2 separate regions of the Mus musculus genome follow, and region 1 is linked to region 2. A link is a loop called in an ENCODE intact Hi-C map of the cell type or tissue named here. Cell type or tissue: left cerebral cortex. All regions are shown on one strand. Links, peaks and the distances in the headings refer to the core of each region. The heading gives the core; the rest is flanking DNA.

What was found. A loop is a pair of places that touch in the nucleus more often than their neighbours do. Peaks named below come from ENCODE experiments on the same cell type or tissue, not always from the same donor. Only the 100,000 strongest peaks of a DNase experiment are listed, where the experiment ranks them.
Region 1: a loop joins it to region 2, with 4 times the contacts of the local background. A loop is called at or near these places in 3 of 42 quality-filtered maps.

Annotation. Positions count from the first base shown.
Region 1 is chr13:76,190,331-76,199,391 of GRCm38, forward strand. No RefSeq gene overlaps it. Among named protein-coding and RNA genes, the nearest start is that of Gm31219, 51 kb to the right of the region's middle. In left cerebral cortex, for the core only: no CTCF peak of the experiment used is centred there; DNase peaks (open chromatin) are centred at 4,334, 4,782 and 7,331; H3K27ac peaks cover 225 bases.
Region 2 is chr13:76,253,426-76,262,486 of GRCm38, forward strand. All of the region lies in intron 3 of Fam81b (family with sequence similarity 81, member B), which reads right to left. The region is part of intron 1 of Gm31219 (a long non-coding RNA gene); the gene reads left to right. Among named protein-coding and RNA genes, the nearest start is that of Gm31219, 12 kb to the left of the region's middle. In left cerebral cortex, for the core only: no CTCF peak of the experiment used is centred there; DNase peaks (open chromatin) are centred at 4,416 and 5,580; H3K27ac peaks cover 1,637 bases.

The DNA.
Region 1 (9,061 bases), core at 614-8,613, 63 kb before region 2:
TTGTGAAACTTGTGTTGAATGGAAAGAACCACTCCTCAAAGTTGTCCTCCCATGTGGCTCTCGTCTTTCTCCCTGGGGGGCTGTTGGCCACCAGCCTGAGAAGATAAAGGCAGCCGAGTGTCTTAGTCATGGTTTATATTCCTCCAAATGTTTGTAGGTTTACCATCTGGCCCAAATCACACACTAGGGCATCTGGCTGCAGCCTTCAGCTGTGGTACAAAGTCCAATTCCTGATTTCTGTGTTCTTCTGTCTCCAGGCTCCAGCCCTCTTGCTAGGGCATTCTGACATCTCTCCCGATTCCATATCCCAGGACTAGGATGTTTCCAGAGCACATGTAACATTCTCTGCTCCCTGCCTACTGCTTTTTTACCTCATTCCTTCAATGTATGGTCATGCTAGCTCCTGCCTCTCCCTGATGGAGGTAACAGCCGTCATATCAGTATCAGAGCCTGGGTGATCACACTGTATCTTCCCAGCTCCTTGACTGCCTTGGACATGGACCTGGCCCTGCCCAAAATCTCTGTAGCCTGAGTCTGACTCCTCCTAGGTCATTCTCCAGATCTTTGTTCCAATAGACAGCTCTGCTTGAAGCTCTAGTACCTGGTAGCTGGGTCACCTTGGGCAAGCCACTAAAGTTAAGCCCAACTTTCCTCATCATAAAGGTAGGGAAAACACTCCTCATGTCACAGGGAGCAATCCTCAGGATGACTTGTATGAAGCAGTTTACACAGAGCCAGGGAGCTGGAAATGGCCCAGTTTCCAGGTATTATTACTGCCTCTGATGGTGGACAACTTACCTTGACTGAAGTGCTGGCTAGTTTTATGTCAACTTGGCACAAGCTAGAGTCATCAAAGAGGAGGGAGCCTCAGTTGAGAAAATGCCTCTATAAGATCTGGCTATAGTGCATTTTCTTAATGATTGATGGAGGAGGTCCCAGCCCATTGTGAGTGGTGCCATCCCTGGGCTGGAGGTTCTGGCTTCTACAAGAAAGCAGGCTGAACAAGCCATGAGGAATATATTAGTCAGGGTTCTCTAGAGCCACAGAACTTATCAGTAGTCTCTACATAGTAAAGGAATTTGTTGATGATTTACAGTCTGCAATCCAACTTTCTACAATGGTCAGCAGCAGCTATGAATGGAAGTCCAAGGATCTAGCAGTTGCTCAGCCCCACAAGGCAAGCAGCCGAAGGAGAAAGAGTGTAAATCTTCCTTCTTCCAATGTCCTTATGTAGGTCTCCAGCAGAAGGTGTAGCCCGGATTAAAGGTGTGTGTCACCACGCCTTTAATCTCAGATTGAACTCAGAGATCTCCCTGTCTTAATCTTCTGGAATCCATAGCCACTATGCCTCAAGCTCTCCATGCCAAAATCCAAGTCAGAAACTTGTGTCTCCCAGCCTCCAGATTAGGATCACTGGCGAGCCTCCAATTCTGGGTTGTAATTCATTCAAGTTGACAACCAGGAATAGCTACTGTAAGATCCTAAGGCCTTAGTATTGAGTGTGCGACCCCCAAAAACACAACTTGAAGATAGATCGCTGCAATGGCAAGAGGTTTATTGTTCCGACGCACGTGGGGTTGCTCAGCCTCGCAGGGAGAGTCAACCCCGAATTCAAAAAGCACAGCTCCTTTATACTCTTTTTATGGTGAGTTATTATGATTGGTCAGCAAAGCAGCAGTATGTTTTGTACATATGGGTCAGCTATTAACGTCACAGTTATTAATGTCATGGCTATTAACGTCACGGGGAATTCTATCGACAAGGTCAGGGCAGTTTGTGGTCTTTCTCTCTTGGGATTCAATATGGGGTCGGGTAGGGGAATTTTTCTGGGAACTGCTATTTTGTTAGGGTTATTTTTCTGAGAACAGCTCTTCTTGTTTTGGCAGCTGTAGACTTAGTCATTTTGACCACTAAAGCTATACAGTTTGGAAAGTCCCTTCAGAACGGAAGGGGCTGGGTGGTCTTGAACTTATTTTGGATTTTACACCACTACACAGAGATAGAGAGCAAGGTTCAGGCAGCCGTGAGTATGGACAGAATGACCCCTGGAGACTGCTGCAATGACACCAGTCTATGTTATTGTTTCAGGGGTAGGGTATATGAGGGCTTTTTTATGGATATGGGTGGAAAGGGTTCATTGACAATAACATCAAGTGAACAGGAAGGACTGATTGGTTATAATACAGCACCGAATTATCATGCAGGCAGGAAGCCAAAGTGGGACATGTGTGCTTAGTTATGCTGCTTTCTAGAGAGCTCTGTACAAGGTGACTTTTCAGACAAGACCTGTGTTCAGGGACACTCCAGACAAAGGCAGAGTCAGGGAAGTCCTGCTAAGAAAAGGAGTTCCCTATTTTGCACGGAGCTCAGAAAGCCATCCAGTCATGGGGGACTGCTACCTTAATATCAAGGTTCGCTACCTAACACTTTTACCTCCATAGGCACACCACAGCATGTGCTGCCACATACACACATCACTCTGCACACAGAAGTAATTTTCATAAAATTTCCAAATATACACACATACATGTTTTTCATATAAAGCAGTTGATTGGAGTTACCCTACATAAAGTATAATACACCTCTCGGAAGCCATAAGTTGCCACATAATAAACTCAGCTACCAGGTGTGAAAATCCTCCCTTTGAGTTGTTGGTCAGAGTCCTGGATACTCCCAAACAATGCAGACTGTTGCCAGTGCTCTTGTTTGCCCAACAGAACCATGCTAATCCTGAAGACACTACATACTTGATCAAGGGACTTAGAGAATTCAAGGTGGAACTGAACAGGTTTCCTGGCTACTTTGCACAGTACTGGAAAGTGCTAGGTAGGCTGCTGAGGGAAAACTCAACAGTCGTACCGTTGTGATGCCTGTGACAGGCAATAATGACAGGTATAGCAAGATACAGCCATGGGTGCAATACTACCACAATTTTCTGATTGTATTTAAGAACCACTCCACAGGGAGTGCTGTTATTATAGCCAAAAACTATCCAATGGATTGAAACCAAAGGGATGAACCTACTAGTAATATTTTGCTAAGTGTCAAACTACCTCTAAATTCTTGTGCTGTATCTATGGATTAGTGCCGATCTTAGAACTTACCAGGGAAATTTCAGTGGACAAGATTAATGCAGAAACTCACAAAACTAGTCAAAATACAGAGGACAAGTATCTGGGTTGCTCAGGCATAGATGGAACATATCACACTCTCTTCCCAAGGATCAAGGCCACTTTGGGGAGAGAGCCAAAAGATAGTAAGAGCCGGAGGTTAGGGAAGACCTGGGCATACCAGCATCTTCTGGACATGGCAGGACCACTGCGCTCATGAACCCACAGCTCCGGCTGCTTGCACGCAGTCAGCAGTCAGCAAGCCAGTGAAGAGCAAGAAGGGGCTCTCAGGCCTTCATTCAACCAGCTGAGGTGCTGTTGACGGTTGACGGACAGTAGCAGGGCAAACATGGCACCGACAGATTTTACCTTTTACACCCCGCCCCCCATTAAAAGCCATTATATTCCTAAAGCTAGCAACCAAGGTCTAGTCCCTTATGGGCCACTTTCTCAACCCCAGGCTGACTACCAAAGTCCAGGTGTCTAACAACCAAAAGACTCCCTTTGGCTTACCTAATTAACATGTTCAATCAAAGTTAAACACATCATGCTAACACAGGGCTTCCCCTTTTCTCTTTATAAACTGCCCTTTGCCTCCAGGCCTCCTCTCTATCCAGAATCAGTTCTTTGTCCCTCCAGGAAAAATATTTCTTCTCTATCTCCCTTATTTCATTTCCCTTCTCCCCAGTCCTCTGTTTTCTGTCTTTGTCTCTTTCTTCTTGCCCTTTGTCCCTCTAAGTCAAACAAAACTCCTGTGGGCTGAAACTTGGTCCTGGTGTCTGGGGAGGGGAGTGTGAGAGTGTATCTAGCAGGAGTTAGGGGAAACAGTGGGAGGAGAATATGATCCAAACACACTGTATGCACTACGAAATTCATTTTTTTTAAAGCATGCTTTATTATTGACTAGATTTATGACTATATAAGTCCTTTTTTGGCCTTTAAATTGTCTATCAGTTTATAAATTCTGAGTCTTAGCTAGATTTCTACTGGTGACATTCTATTCCTCTAATGAGGCCTCTGAAGTTTTCCAAGTCAAAATGAAAGAAACAAAATACTAGAATAAACTGTTGCAACTCCTGTGCCTATAAACCTTAGAAGAGAAGCCCTTTATTATAAGGCAAAAATAGGTAGGGGAGTGGTCTTGGAGCAAAGCCTAGGAAGGAAAGTTGTCCTCAGAGGATGCTTCACAGAAGCCACCATCCATGAATGGCTCAGTGTAATTATATGCTTGCTCTTACAATACGCCAAAATAGGTTGTGCTTTTTACAACGCAACACACATTAAATAGAACATTCACACTGTTTTATATCTCTTAAATAACTTCAGTCTCTAAGCCCTTACATTTTTAATGTCATTTCCTCCCTTTGATCACAAAAAAAATTTAGTCATTGTTTGATCTTTCTATAAAAAAAAACATGCTGTATAATAGGCAGTGATAATTGTTTTGGAAAACTTCAATATACTAGTTTAAAAGATTTAATTGATCTGCACTATTTAATGTTTTTAGAAAATAAAGGTAGAGATAGTTTTGGTAAATATGGAGCTCCTAGGTTTGGGAATGAGGACAAAGCCAGGTGGGAGTGAGGAAAAGAAAGAGCTGTCTTACAGACTGAGTTACATATTTTTCTGAGTACAGACATTTCTAGAAGTGCTAATTTCTCTTGTTTGTGACACAGATTTGTCTGGGCACAATGAAGAACCCAGATGGAACAGATGGTTTTTCATGGAGAAAGGAGGAGGAGTTACAAGGGGTGGGGGGTAGACACTGGCTGAAATTTTATTGATATGTGTAAGCAAGGTGCAATGAATTTAAATGGGACCACTCCATAGAAAGAAAGGTTTATTGTGGATCCAAACTGTCTTTGTCTCAAAAATAGAGAACAAATGGGAGTAAGATTTGCTAGGTTTTTTTTCTTTTAAATTGTATATTTTCATTATTTACATTTCAAATGTTATCCCCCTTCCTGCCCCCCCCAGAAACCTCCATCCCATCCTCCCCCCCCCCCTGCTTCTATAAGGGTGTTCCTCCATCCATCCACCCACTCCCACCTTCTCACCCTCAATTCCCCTACACTGGGGCATCGAGCCTTCATAAGACCAAGGACCTCTCTTCCCATTGATGCGTGACAAAGCCATCCTCTGCAACATATGCAGCTGGAGCCATGTGTACTCCTTTGTTGATGATGGCTTAGTCCCTGGGGGACAGGTAGTGGTTGGGGGAAGCATGTGCGCCAGAACAGCCTGAGAACTAGAGAATCGGGGAGTGGGGTGCAGGGCAGAACACCGAAGAAACTAGCATGGGGACTTTGGTCTGTTTGTGTTAATTGGAAACCAGATGTCCCTAGTGGAGGCACTCCGATGTATGGGCATGTGCATGAAAAAGTAAAGACTTATCCTGACAAACAGAAACCTACCTGCTTCATGTTTCTGAGGAATGCTAAGTAGGTTTTATCTGCTAGTGAGCCTTCTGTTTATCTGGTCAGAGTCCAGCCTGAGCTGATTCCATTTGGCATTGAGGACATTGTCACCAGCGCTGCCATCTTGGGGGCACACTTTCGACCTAACAATAAGCAATACTGTGAGATGGAGGTAAGCACACTTCAGAGCCTTGGGACAAGGTTTCATTGTCAGCAGGTCATCCAGAAGAAATATCTATTTTGTTTTCTCTCTACTTTTCTCTTTTGATAGGATTAGTAAAAGCAGAAGTATTTTTTTTCATTCATACTAAATGAGTCTTCTAAGCACAAATATTTTTAGATAATGATCTGAAACTGGGCTATATAAAGAGTACCGTGAACCCCATCTTACCTTAGGAAAATCAGATGCTCTGTTTATTAATAGTAAATGTGTAGTCTTCACTAGATCAGACTCTAATGTAAGGTGATCTGCTTGTGTTTAAAGAAAAAAAATACAAACTGCTGTTTAAACCAAGTTCTCTGGATTATGGGTTCAAGTTCTGGCTCCATCTAGTAACCTGACCTAGTAAGTCGCTTCATCTCTCTGTTGTGATTAGTATCAAGTATGAATCCATTTAGACTTCCTTGAGCAGTTCTTGATACCTGGCAATACCTTAATAAATGTTCTTTCTCATATTTCAGTAACCTTCAAGGCAGGTGCAGCATTGTCCCATTTGAAGATGAGAAAACCAAAATTACAGAACAAACCCAAAACCACAGGAATGGTGATTGTGACACAGGATTACATTTGGGTTTGTAGCACTCAACATCCCTTGAATTCTCTGACAACTAGTAGATTCCCCCACATTTCTTTTCTGAGATTGTTGAAGTAGACTTGGCTCATGACATAGTGGTCAATCCCAGTCATTTCAGATTCTCATTTGTCATGTGTATGTATCCCTTCTGAAAACGAAACAGCTACATCCTACCAAAGAATCAGAAAATGTCATGACTTTATAACAGGAATCTAACAGAGAGGGAGAAAAGCCTTGTAGGATAGGGTGCAGGCAATCTATCTCTCCTGTTTCCTTTCAGCAGCCCTGCCTCTCTGAAAAATTCATCACCCTCTGTGTGTTTGTAAGGACTTGCATTTATTTATGAAATAGGAGAGGAATCAAGAAAAGCATTTAAGTTTTCATTCTGTGCTTGCAGATTTACATTGGAGGGTGAGACATCTTTGGTAGGTGGGTTCTATCTTCCAATAAGGACAGTGGAACGGTAATGAATCACTGCCCCTATCTGCAGGCAGAGCCCAAGACCTTCACAGGCAGTCACATCCTCTCCTACTGCACCGCTTCTACTCCACTGCTGATTCCATCCCTACCTGGGCATGCCTATTCCTTCACACTTGGTATTCACCTTCTTCCTCTTGCAGTATCCATGCCCCTAGACCCATGGGACTCTTGCTCAGGCAAGTCTTTCCCACTCATATCTCCAACAAACTTTGTTGGTGACTTCCAAAGATAAATTCACAGTCTGAATTTTTATCCACGCCCTATTTTCCTCATAAACCACTGGACTCACAGTTTTGACTGTACCCAGAATATATAATGTATATACTGTATATCCCTTAGTACACAGACCCTGCCCCGCTGCATCATTTCTCTTTCCTTCAGCCCAGCTGTGCTTCCTCCTCCCTGTCTCTTCTGCACATTCCAGGCAAAGGAATCTCAAATGCAAATCTCTTAGTGCCTATTATGGGCCCTTGGGTTAAAGCCCAGTTTCTCAACATAAATTACTAAGTCCTTTGTGGTTTAACCACACACACCCTCAGTGTTGCCCAGCTCTCTCTCTCCCCACTTCCTGCATGTGCCTCCCCTCCCCATCTTCCAGGACACGTTAGGCTCTGACTATATTGAACTTCTTGAAGTTCATGGATTTAGTCTCTTGTCCTACAGACTCTTCTCACTCTACTCCACTTGGCTTAGTTCCCATCACAGCCTTGCCCATGTGTTTGCAAATGCAATTATTGGGCTTTCCATAGTCTGTAACTTCCTTAAGAGCAAGATATTAGCCTCCTATTAAATATATGGACAAAACATGAAGTCTGCCTTTCTGAGTCTGCAGGTAATTCATCTGTAGACTCAACTATTGGTAAAAAGTAGTTTAAAACTTGAACTGTATAGAACATGTACTTCTTTTGGTTATCATCCCCACTAACCCTGCCAGAAGAAAAAAGGTTTAGCGAAACTATATAGCACTGACATTCTGACATTGCAATAATCTAGTGAGGTTTAAAGAACATGGATGGCAGCTGTGCGTGGTATCGTATGCCTTTAATCCCAGCACTCGGGAGGCAGAGGCAGGCAGATTTCTGAGTTCAAGGCCAGCCTGGTCTACAAAGTGAGCTCCAGGACAGCCAGGGCTATACAGAGAAACCCTGTCTCGGAAAAAAAAAAAAAAAAAAAAAAAAAAAAAAAAGAACCTGGATGGCTAGGGATGTGGCGAATTGTGAAGTGTATGTGTGACCTGCTTGAAAACTTGGGGTCACTCCAACATAGGAATTTGATATATGTGCTACGGTTTCTCCTGTGGTTCCTCTGTTTCCTCCCTCTCGGTATGTCCAGGCATCACTACACACTAGGCTGGAACCAGAGCAGGTGGGGTCTGTAGGATCCTGGTCTGGCTAGGAGTGAGTGCCAGACCTGGTGTGGGGAGGGATTTCTCTGATGATTTTAATGAAACAGCTCTCTTACGTGGTCTTAGCTTATGCCCGTACCTCTATTTGGGGTGGACAAGGGCTATTTATGAACCTTGAAGAATGGGAAGATGTTCTTCTTTTTTTTTTTATTACATATTTTCCTCAATTACATTTCCAATGCTATCCCAAAAGTCCCCCATACCCTCCCCCCCACTTCCCTACCCACTCATTCCCATTTTTTTTGGCCCTGGCATTCCCCTGTACTGGGGCATATACAGTTTGCGTGTCCAGTGGGCCTCTCTTTCCAGTGATGGCCGACTAGGCCATCTTTTGATACATATGCAGCTAGAGACAAGAGCTCCGGGGTACTGGTTAGTTCATAATGTTGTTCCACCTATAGGGTTGCAGATCCCTTTAGCTCCTTGGGTACTTTCTCTAGCTCCTCCATTGGGGGCCCTGTGATCCATCCAATAGCTGACTGTGAGCAGAAGATGTTCTTCTTAAGGTGAAGTTTCATTGGCTGGAGTTTAAATTGAGTACTATGAATGCTTCGTTTGCATGGAGAGACCTTCTAGGAATCCCTTGTACTTGCTGGACAGATTCTTATCAGGAAAGAGGAAGTTGCCAAGGACCATGTGAAATTCCTCAGGTGGGAGATTGGGGGTTAGGTTCCCCAGATCAGAGAGAGAAGAGGAAGCCCTGGTAAGAAATGGGAGTCCTCCATTTTGCTCAGAGGAGCCATCTGGACATGGTAGACTACAACCTTAGTGGCAATGTGCAATAAAGGAACAAATGAAATATAAGAATCTGCATAGGTCTTCAACAAATGCTACATGATTTTACAAGAGTTCAAC
Region 2 (9,061 bases), core at 522-8,521:
TCTTTAAAGGCTACAATTTCATTAGATGTATGTAGAAGAATTATATTAACTTTAAACTAGTCTGTAGTGCTATTAAATTTCCTGGGGACTTTAATTTTGCTGTGGTCTAGTAAAAGAGCCTTTTTTTCCCTTGGGACTTTTGTTTGACACACACACAGCTCCTACAAGAACACTCTTTACAAAGGTATATTTCAGTGTGAGACTTCATGTATCAGCTAGTGTTGTATACAGGTGTGCATAGTAAATACTCTCAAAGAATGTCATAAGAAAATAGGGAATTGGGTCTATGTAAGCAGAAGTCTAGAGGGAGATGGCCCAGCAGTGGTATATTAGACCAGGAAAGCCTTCAAACAGGAACGCTCCTTTGGAACCCTCACCACTGTGGAGCATACCTTTATCTGCAGCCTGAAGGTACTTGTACCACCTTGACATACTATGCCTATATTTCAAACAGAAGAAACAGACAGCAAAGAATAAGATGTTTACCAGGTGAGCTTGTCCAGTCTTCCTTCTTTAAAATGAGAGCATTCTGGAGGATTCATCATGGCACCCTGTCACTTTGACTGATTGAAACTATGGTGTATGGACAGATTCTATGATTTAAAAACAGTTTATGTGACTGTGAAAAGACTGATGACTCAAGCAGCCTGGAACTGGGTGGGGGGAGGGGGTCCCCCAGCAATGTGCTGGTGAGATTACACACTTCAAGAGAGATCTCCCAGCCTTTGGATAATAACCTTGTGAGGCCATCTGAGCCCAAATCACCTAGGGAGCCACTCTACACTGCCAATCCACAGAAATTGGGGGGAAATATTTGGTGTTTTATGCTACTGTATTTTGACAGATTTTGCTATATGGCAGTAGATAAGAAATAGAGAAATTGATGTATCAAAAACATTGATGGCCTGAGATTAAGGCAAAGATTCTGGACACAAGGGGAGGACAGATATCATAGAGATTAAGCACCCAGAAGCTAGACTAGAAATGAGCTTGGGAAAAGCAGTTATTTTACAGATTCTAATCTGTTTTAATGAGCAATGATTCCTTTAATCAAAGTTGCAATTAAAAAAAACACTAGATGTAAGGAAAAATAAATGAGATAGTGAGATTGATATATATATATATATATATATATATATATATATATATATATACCATTGGTTAGACTGAGATATATCTAGAAATAGAGTATTGGATGATATCTGAAAATTTAGCAATACTTGGCGATTTGGGGAAGACAATGCAATTGACCGTGATTGGTGCCTTGTATGTGCATGCACATGTGTCATGGAGAAAACACATGTTCAGTATTGTTGTTGAGTTTGATCTAGAGGCTAACCAGACCACATTTCCTAGCAACCTTATAGATAGCAGGTGCGTATAGACACTCCACTGGGATTGCCTGTCAGCTAGAGACTTACAGTGTTCAGTAGGTATCTAGGAAAGGGGGAGAAGCTGCTGCTGCAGAATCTGTGGTCTAAACAGAGGTCACATGCCAACATTACATCCTCACAAGCAGCATTTACATAGAAAAGAACTGAGTTATCCATCTTGGCCCTACTCTACCCTACTGTCCACCTGGGCCTCTATTTTACCTCATTATCAACCTCAGCTCTATCCAATCCTGGATGCTTCCTGACATTTACTAGAGGCCCGGGGCCTGGCATATGATCATGGAGGAATCTGGAATGTCTGGAACAGCCTTTGTTTTTATGGAAAATGTCTTCCTTTCTGCCCATGAGTCCTAGCAACTGCAGAATCACTGGTGAGGCTGTCCCAAGATCATACCATTCTATTCTTAGCTCTAGATGGGGCTTCAGGGGCCACAAACAGCTTTAGCCACCTTGAGAACTCAAGACTTTAAAAGAGGAAGAACCTCAAGAACTAATGTGACCACTGGCAGGTCTAAAAGGAACCCCAATTCCCCTAAAGGCAGTGGATCACTCCAAGATGACAGTCGTTGCTCTGTTTAAGCTAGACTATAAAAGTAGCAACTCTCAGAAACCAATAAAGAGGGAGTCTGCCTGCCAGAAAGAACCACCTCCCTTGGCTATATCTGTGGTTACAAATCAAAGCCCATGCTGGCCTCCACACTCCTTCAGTATCAATTCACATGTACCTGGTTTCAAAGTCCACACTAGCATTCTGGCCCTTCTCACTGCCTCTTCTACCTTAAACCATTCCATAGGCTCCTCTCCTGTCAGCTACATCCTTCTGCTTCTTCCAGATTTCCTCCCATCCCCTCCCCTCTCCCCTCCCCCCCATCCCATGTGTGTGTGTGAGAGAGAGAGAGAGAGAGAGAGAGAGAGAGAGAGAGAGAGAGAGAGAGAGAGAGAGAGAGAGAGAGAGGAGAAGAGAAGGGAGGGAGGAAGGGAGGAAGGGAGGGAGGGAGGGAGGGAGGGAGAGAGGGAGGGAGGGAGAGAGAGAGAGCATGTCAGTGATTTTCATTGAGTTCTCTCTTAAAACCATGGCAGCTGATCTACATCTGCCTTGAAAACACACGAATCAGCTGAGACAAAGCACAGAGCCAAAGGACCTGAATGACTTAGAGGTCTTTGGGGTGAAATTTCTGGGTTGATAACAGTTTTGACAAAAATGTTGCTTTAGCATGACTACCCTTCTCTCAACCTGAGAGAGTTCCTATGAAAACTTGGAAGACCCGAGAAGAGAAAACTCTGTGAAAAACTCATGTTTAAGGAAATAGGTGAGTTTTTAAATACACTGATGTTATAATGTGCCTGCCACTTGCGCTCTCAGGAAGGAAGAGTTTATTCCCCTTCCAGGTTGGGCAGGCTTCCAGGAGGCAGCAGGTGGCCTGCTCTGGAACTTGCTTTAGTGAACTCTCCTTAAGTCTCCTCAGATCCAATGAGGCAGCTTATATGCTGTGTGTGTGAACATGAAGGTCTTGCTTTGCTCTAAATGGCTTTGGAAGGCAATGTCCAGTTCTTTGGAGATGTTAGAAGGCCTCTGTGGCTTGGGGTAAGAGACAGGCCAGTGTGTGCGGGAGGGTGAATAGGAAGCAAGCATTACCTGTGGCTTCTCTATTGCCCTGGGGACAAACTATTCATATGAAACTTGAGACTCTTGGGACCTTTGAGAAGAATCAGGCAGAACTGTAGGCTTCTGTAAAGTGCTGAGTCACAATAACAAGAAAACAGAAGCACACGTGATCGGGACATTTCCTTCATGGGATTCCCCTGCCCCTGCAAACAGTTCAAAGTGCAATGGCTCTCAACTTGCTTCTTGCCAAGTAGCAGAAAGTAAAGACCTGACAGAGGGTCCTTTGTATGTCTGACAGAGCTTGCCTGTGTTTCCCACCTCTAGGCTCATGGTGTTAGAGAGACATATGATAAATATATGAAGCATATGAAAATCTTTTCTCACCAGGACTATATGTAACAAACAAAGCACGTCTGTGATACATGAAGAGAAGGTAGATCATATGTTAACAATCTACAAAGGACCAGAATTCAGCAGGCACGTACATGTGTCTTTCACCTTCTACTGCTGGGAGTGCCATTTTCTCTTTCCAGGTCTATCATGATTCACATGTCTAACTCACTGTTCAGGGGACACAAGAACCTGAAAACTCTCATTAGGTATGTCTTAGACCTGAACCCATAACAAACTGCCTGGATCTGTGTACTCCAGCCCTGGGATTATAGACTTCTGCCACCACACCTGGCTTTTATTTCTTGTGGGTGCTGGGAATCTGAACTTATCTTGTGAGTACAAAACAAAAGGAAACACCTGGCTGCTTGATGATTTTGTTTGGCCACCAAAGTAAGCAAACTCTAGATTTCATTGCTGTCATCATTATATAGGCTAATTCGTGCCTTTATAGTTAAGCATTTTTTGCTTGGGGTTTCTGTTATGTGCAGGAAAAAGCAATGTTTCTGTACCTAGTGACTTAAAAATTACATCATTATTAATTTTTTGTGTGTGTGTGCATGTGTGTGTATGTGTGTGTATGTATATGTGTGTGAGAGCATGGGCTACAGCACATGTGTGGAGGTTCTGGTAGCCCATCCTTTGCCTGATGAACCATCTTGCCTGCTTGTATATTAGTGATTTACAAGTAAGCATATAGCACTTAGTAATATTTACTAAATTTTTACTCTGTGACTTAGTGTAATTCAGTGTTTCTCATAAAGACATTTGAATTGGTGATATGGGAGTACAGGGAGAATAGTAAAGTACAGATTTGTTGGTTCCATCAGAGACCTATTACAACAATGTTGGAGTGGGTCAGAAGAGCCATCATGTATGTATAAGGAAAGCACTTATATGATTCAAATGTTCCCTGAAGATTGAACACCACAGTGTAGGGAGTGTGAGCCATGAATAAGAGAAGTCAGGAAATAAAATGAGTTGCTGAAGTGTGAAACATGAGCTCTCATGTTCTGCAGACATTCAGAAACATGCTGGCAAGTTGGAAAGCACGATAGTCTGAGGATGAAATACAGGCTCCATCGTTGCTTTGAAAATGAGGGTTGCAGTTACTGAATCTTCAAACAGGGCCAACAGGAATGGTCTGCTGTTTGGTTATGAATGGTGTGATAGTGAGAATCCTATGATAGCAAGAAGCCTATAGCAGGTGTTAGACCAACCAGCGCCATATAAGTATGCTACAGTCCTGGGCTATAATGGACCCAAGTACCCTCTTCTTGGGAGATGCTATAAGCTGTGATCAAAATTGTTCCTATACAGAGCATGAAGAAGACCTTTCCCAGCAGAGAGACCAGTGGATCAGGGCTGCCCATCAACTCACCTGTCTCTGGTCCTGTCTGTCAGAGCTGACTGAATTGTATTGCTACTCTATAGGGCATGTTACTGCAGCCACTATGGAGACAGCACATATTACCATGCAAATGTGTTTGGATCATGGAGACTCCTAAGGATATATGCAAGTGCTAGGCTACAGTTCTTCATTTCCTGTGGTTTTTAAGGCTTATATTAAAGGCATTTTCTCTCTAGAGAGCTGTCTGGAAGGTTTCTTGTCATGCCTAAGGCTTTATGTCACCTAGAGCATAATTATCATGCTTGTTAATAATGCTCACCATTTGTTAGTTTTAGTCACAGAATTCTCAGATGTCAAAGGCCTTGCTTTCTCCTGCCATGCCCATTGCTATAAGGAAAGGTCTTTTCTTACTTGTGCAATAACCAGAAGAACAAACTTATGAATATTTTTAATGTAATGGAAATCCCTAATGGCACTGTTATTCAAATCACCAGGTTACTCTCAAAGGGAATATAAACCGAGAGCTTTCACTGGCAGTTGTGTGACTATCCCAGTTTTAGAAACACAAAAACCAACCAGCTAAATCTTAATAATATGCTACATTAAGGGGATCTTGTTTTAAATTTAACCTTGGAAGAGAAGAAATAACTGAATATTCCAGACATATCCAGATGGAATTACTAACCACAGGATAAAGAAATCCTGAGGGTCTCTCCAGAGAGGCTTTGCACACAGCACTGACTGTAGCTGAATCTGAACAGATTTTCCCCAGACTCTGAGTTCTGCTTCCCTGGGAGTTGGTGTGACTTACACCAGCTGTGCTGTGGCTGGCAGAGACTCTGGTACATGGGCCCTCACTTTGCTGCCTATTCTGTCCCTGTGAAGAGAGCACTAAATTTACTTAGGAACTTCAGATAACCATTCTGGAAACCCGTGCAAACCAGAGACAAAAACAGGAGAGCTTGAATCCTCTTCTAAGCATAATAAAGCCATACTGAGAAGGTTTTCTACATTTTCATGAGATCAACTTTAAGGATTAGTTGTATTCTGAGTTTAGAGCATCCTGTAAGAAAATGTAATGTAAAAATGTAGCCACTATTCTGATGGCTTACAAAAATAATTCTATGAGTATTCGCATTCTGTCTAAACTTCACCCCCAGTTACTTGGCAATAGCCAAGTAGGCTTGGCCGAGTATAAAAGGGGCTGCTTGACCCCTCCTCTCTCTCTCTCTCCCTTACCCTCTTACACTCTTGCCTCTCTCTTGCCTCTTGCCCCTTTGTGCCCCCTCTCTCTCCATTCCCTTTCCCCCTCTCTCCACATGGTCATGGCCTGCCTCCACTTATCTACTCTCTCCTTTGCTCTGCCTTTCTCTGCCGCTACTACCCTCTTAACTCCCCATCCCCATGCCCTAAATAAACTCTATTCTATACTATACCTATGTATGGCTGGTATGGCTGGTCCCTCAGGGGATAGAGATGCCTCAGCATGGTCCCACTGAGGCACCTCCTTACCCCACACCCTATGAGAACATATTCTTATAGCTCTTTCTCTTTTTATGATCACAACAATGAGAATATGGAAATGGTGAATTAGAAATACGTATTTGGTATAGTTTCTGCATTTCTTGTCTGTCTGTAATAGGTTCTCCATTGCTTGTCTATAACCAACAATAGGTTCTCCTTTGTAGATGGCCCTGGTGATGCCTGTATTTTGATGTTAATTCTACTTTCCCATGAGAGGTTGTCGGGAACAAGGAATGAGTCTTGTACTCAGGTGACTTCTTGTGAACCTTCCCTCAGATGAATAACCAATCACTGGGCGAGTAGGCAAAACTTCCAGGTTGGATGGACAGAGAAGAGAAAGTTAGAGGCTTTTTAGATGGGATAGCAAGCTGGGTGGAGAGATTTTGGAGCCCTGAGTCAGAGAGTCTCCAAGAGATAAGAACTGCCCCGCAAGACTGCCGGTGCTGAGAGTAGCTGGGAGAAGCTCGGGAACTTAGAATATTTAATATTTCCTGCAACAGGGGGTGAACCAACATGTTGGGCAAGAACCCACTAGAAATTTAAGATTATTTGCCCGAGAATTAGAATTTTATTTTATTTTATTTTTTAAGTGAGTAGCTGGGTAGCGCTGGCTGAGACGGGGATTTTCACCCACGGTTCAGAACCAGGATAGGGAAAATTAGTCACTGACTCCAAGTAGAGAGGACAGTGATAATTACCTGCCATAAGAGGTATTAATTAATAAATGTCTGTGGCTCCAGGTAGAGAACTGAACAGATAGACGGCATAACAGAATGACTGCATTAGGAAGAGAGCCAAACAGAAAGAAGGTACAAAGATATATTGCTCTAATACAACTCACAGGATTCTCAAATTCTGTCTAACATGGGCTCCACGTGAATCTTGGGTTATTAGCCATTAGTTATTGCTTGGGTTATTAGCAATTAGTTATTGCTTGGCAAAATAGAAAAGGCCTAAGAATAGGCACATACAGTACTTTAGTTTACTTCATTTGTTTTGGATTGCTTTAACTTTCAAAATGGGTGTGATTTTGAGTTTTGTGGTTATATTATTCCTCTGGGAATATAAAGGTCAATATAAAGGTTTTCTGGTTATTGGCTCAAGGATATGCTGATTTGGGAGAAAGGATTTGTCTTTGCATTTTTAGAAAAGGTGATTAGTGTCTATATACCTTCCAGAGTAATATGGATCAGATTTGATAGAGGGAGACCCCCCCCAGACAACTAGATTCCAGAGAATCAAAAAAGAAGTTATCTTGATGGTACCAAAATTTTGTTTTGAGATTTGTATATTACAGAATAAACAACTTTGGCGAGTCTCATCATCAGGCATGCTAAACTGACCTGCTTGAACTCCTGCTGTTTTGGACTTTCAGTCAGATCCAGTTAGGACACACATCAAAGACTAATACAATCATTGGTGTGAACTTCTTAAGGCCAACCAACTCCCCATTTTCCCTACCCCCCCCTTTCAAAAATATCTCAACACCCATATTCACCTTGAAGATGTTATGAAGAGTTGTTGTTCCAGTTCCCTTGGCTTTGGAGGTAGAGGTGGGTATTCTAAGGTTGCCTTTTTAGGGAATTTAGTAATGGTCATAATTGGAACAGAGAGGAAATAGCTAGAATTGATTATATACCCATAAACTCATTTGGTTGAAATCTTTATAATTGTTACTAAGTTGAAGTCATAATTTCTTATGACTTCTTAATTCTTACAGAATTTATTTTAATAAAAAAATCAAGGTTTTCACTGGTATAAATGTCTTCTATTGATACAAAATTTTTGTAAGTACAAGGCTTGGACCCAGCCCTTCTATAAATGCCATTATAAACTGATCTGAGATGTTTAAGCATGGGAACTTGGAGTTCAGTTTAATATTTCCGAAAACAGGTCTCTGTTGCTTGTCTATAACCACTCATCTGGTGGACTTTGGAATTATGGAAGCAAGCTTCCATTGCAGAGTTTAAAATAAGTAAAATACCTGAGTGTTCTGAGGGGTGAGACAGGCAATGCAAAGTTTGTGTAGAGTCCAGACAGATAACCAGGACTGATAGGGTTGGGCCAGGACAGAGCCTACATGGGGATATGACTAGAAAAGAGACAATTCCAAATAGTGGCACAGCCAAGAAGAGACTAGAGAGACTGGATGTGGATCTTCCCAATGAAAAGCTGTGTACACTAAAATGTAAATGTCTCATATTCAATGAGGTCTTAAGAAGACTGCAAAATTAATACCATGTGGTACAATGGGATCTTTTCTTGTGAGGTTGTTAGAGTGGGTAAAGGTTTTAAGCAAAACCCATGTGTGTAGAAGCAGGGTGGATGTCTGAATTGCACATAAAAATAAAATGTATGTCAGCAGCAACAGTGGCTGAGGATGTTTGGAGTTCACATAGAATTTGTAGTGCCATCAAGCCATCCCCCACCTCACCTCTCTGTAAATAACATGTATGTCTATGTGACTTTAGTATAAAAAAATTATATGTCAAATTGAACTCAAATTCTTGTCATTTTTATGTAGCAAAATGGGCTGAACTGTGACCCACAAAATATATGTTGAAGTCTTGATAGCCCTTATATCAGAATGTGACCTCATTTGGAAGTAGGAGCATTGCAAACATTGCTAAGATGAAGTCACAGTGGAGTATCAGAGGCTTTGAGCCAATATGGCTACTATTCTTAAATGAAGATGGCCTTGTAAAAGATACAGAGGGGATGAGAAGAAAGAGCAGGGTGTGTGTGTGTGTGTGTGTGTGTGTGTGTGTGTGTGTGTGTGAGAGAGAGAGAGAGAGA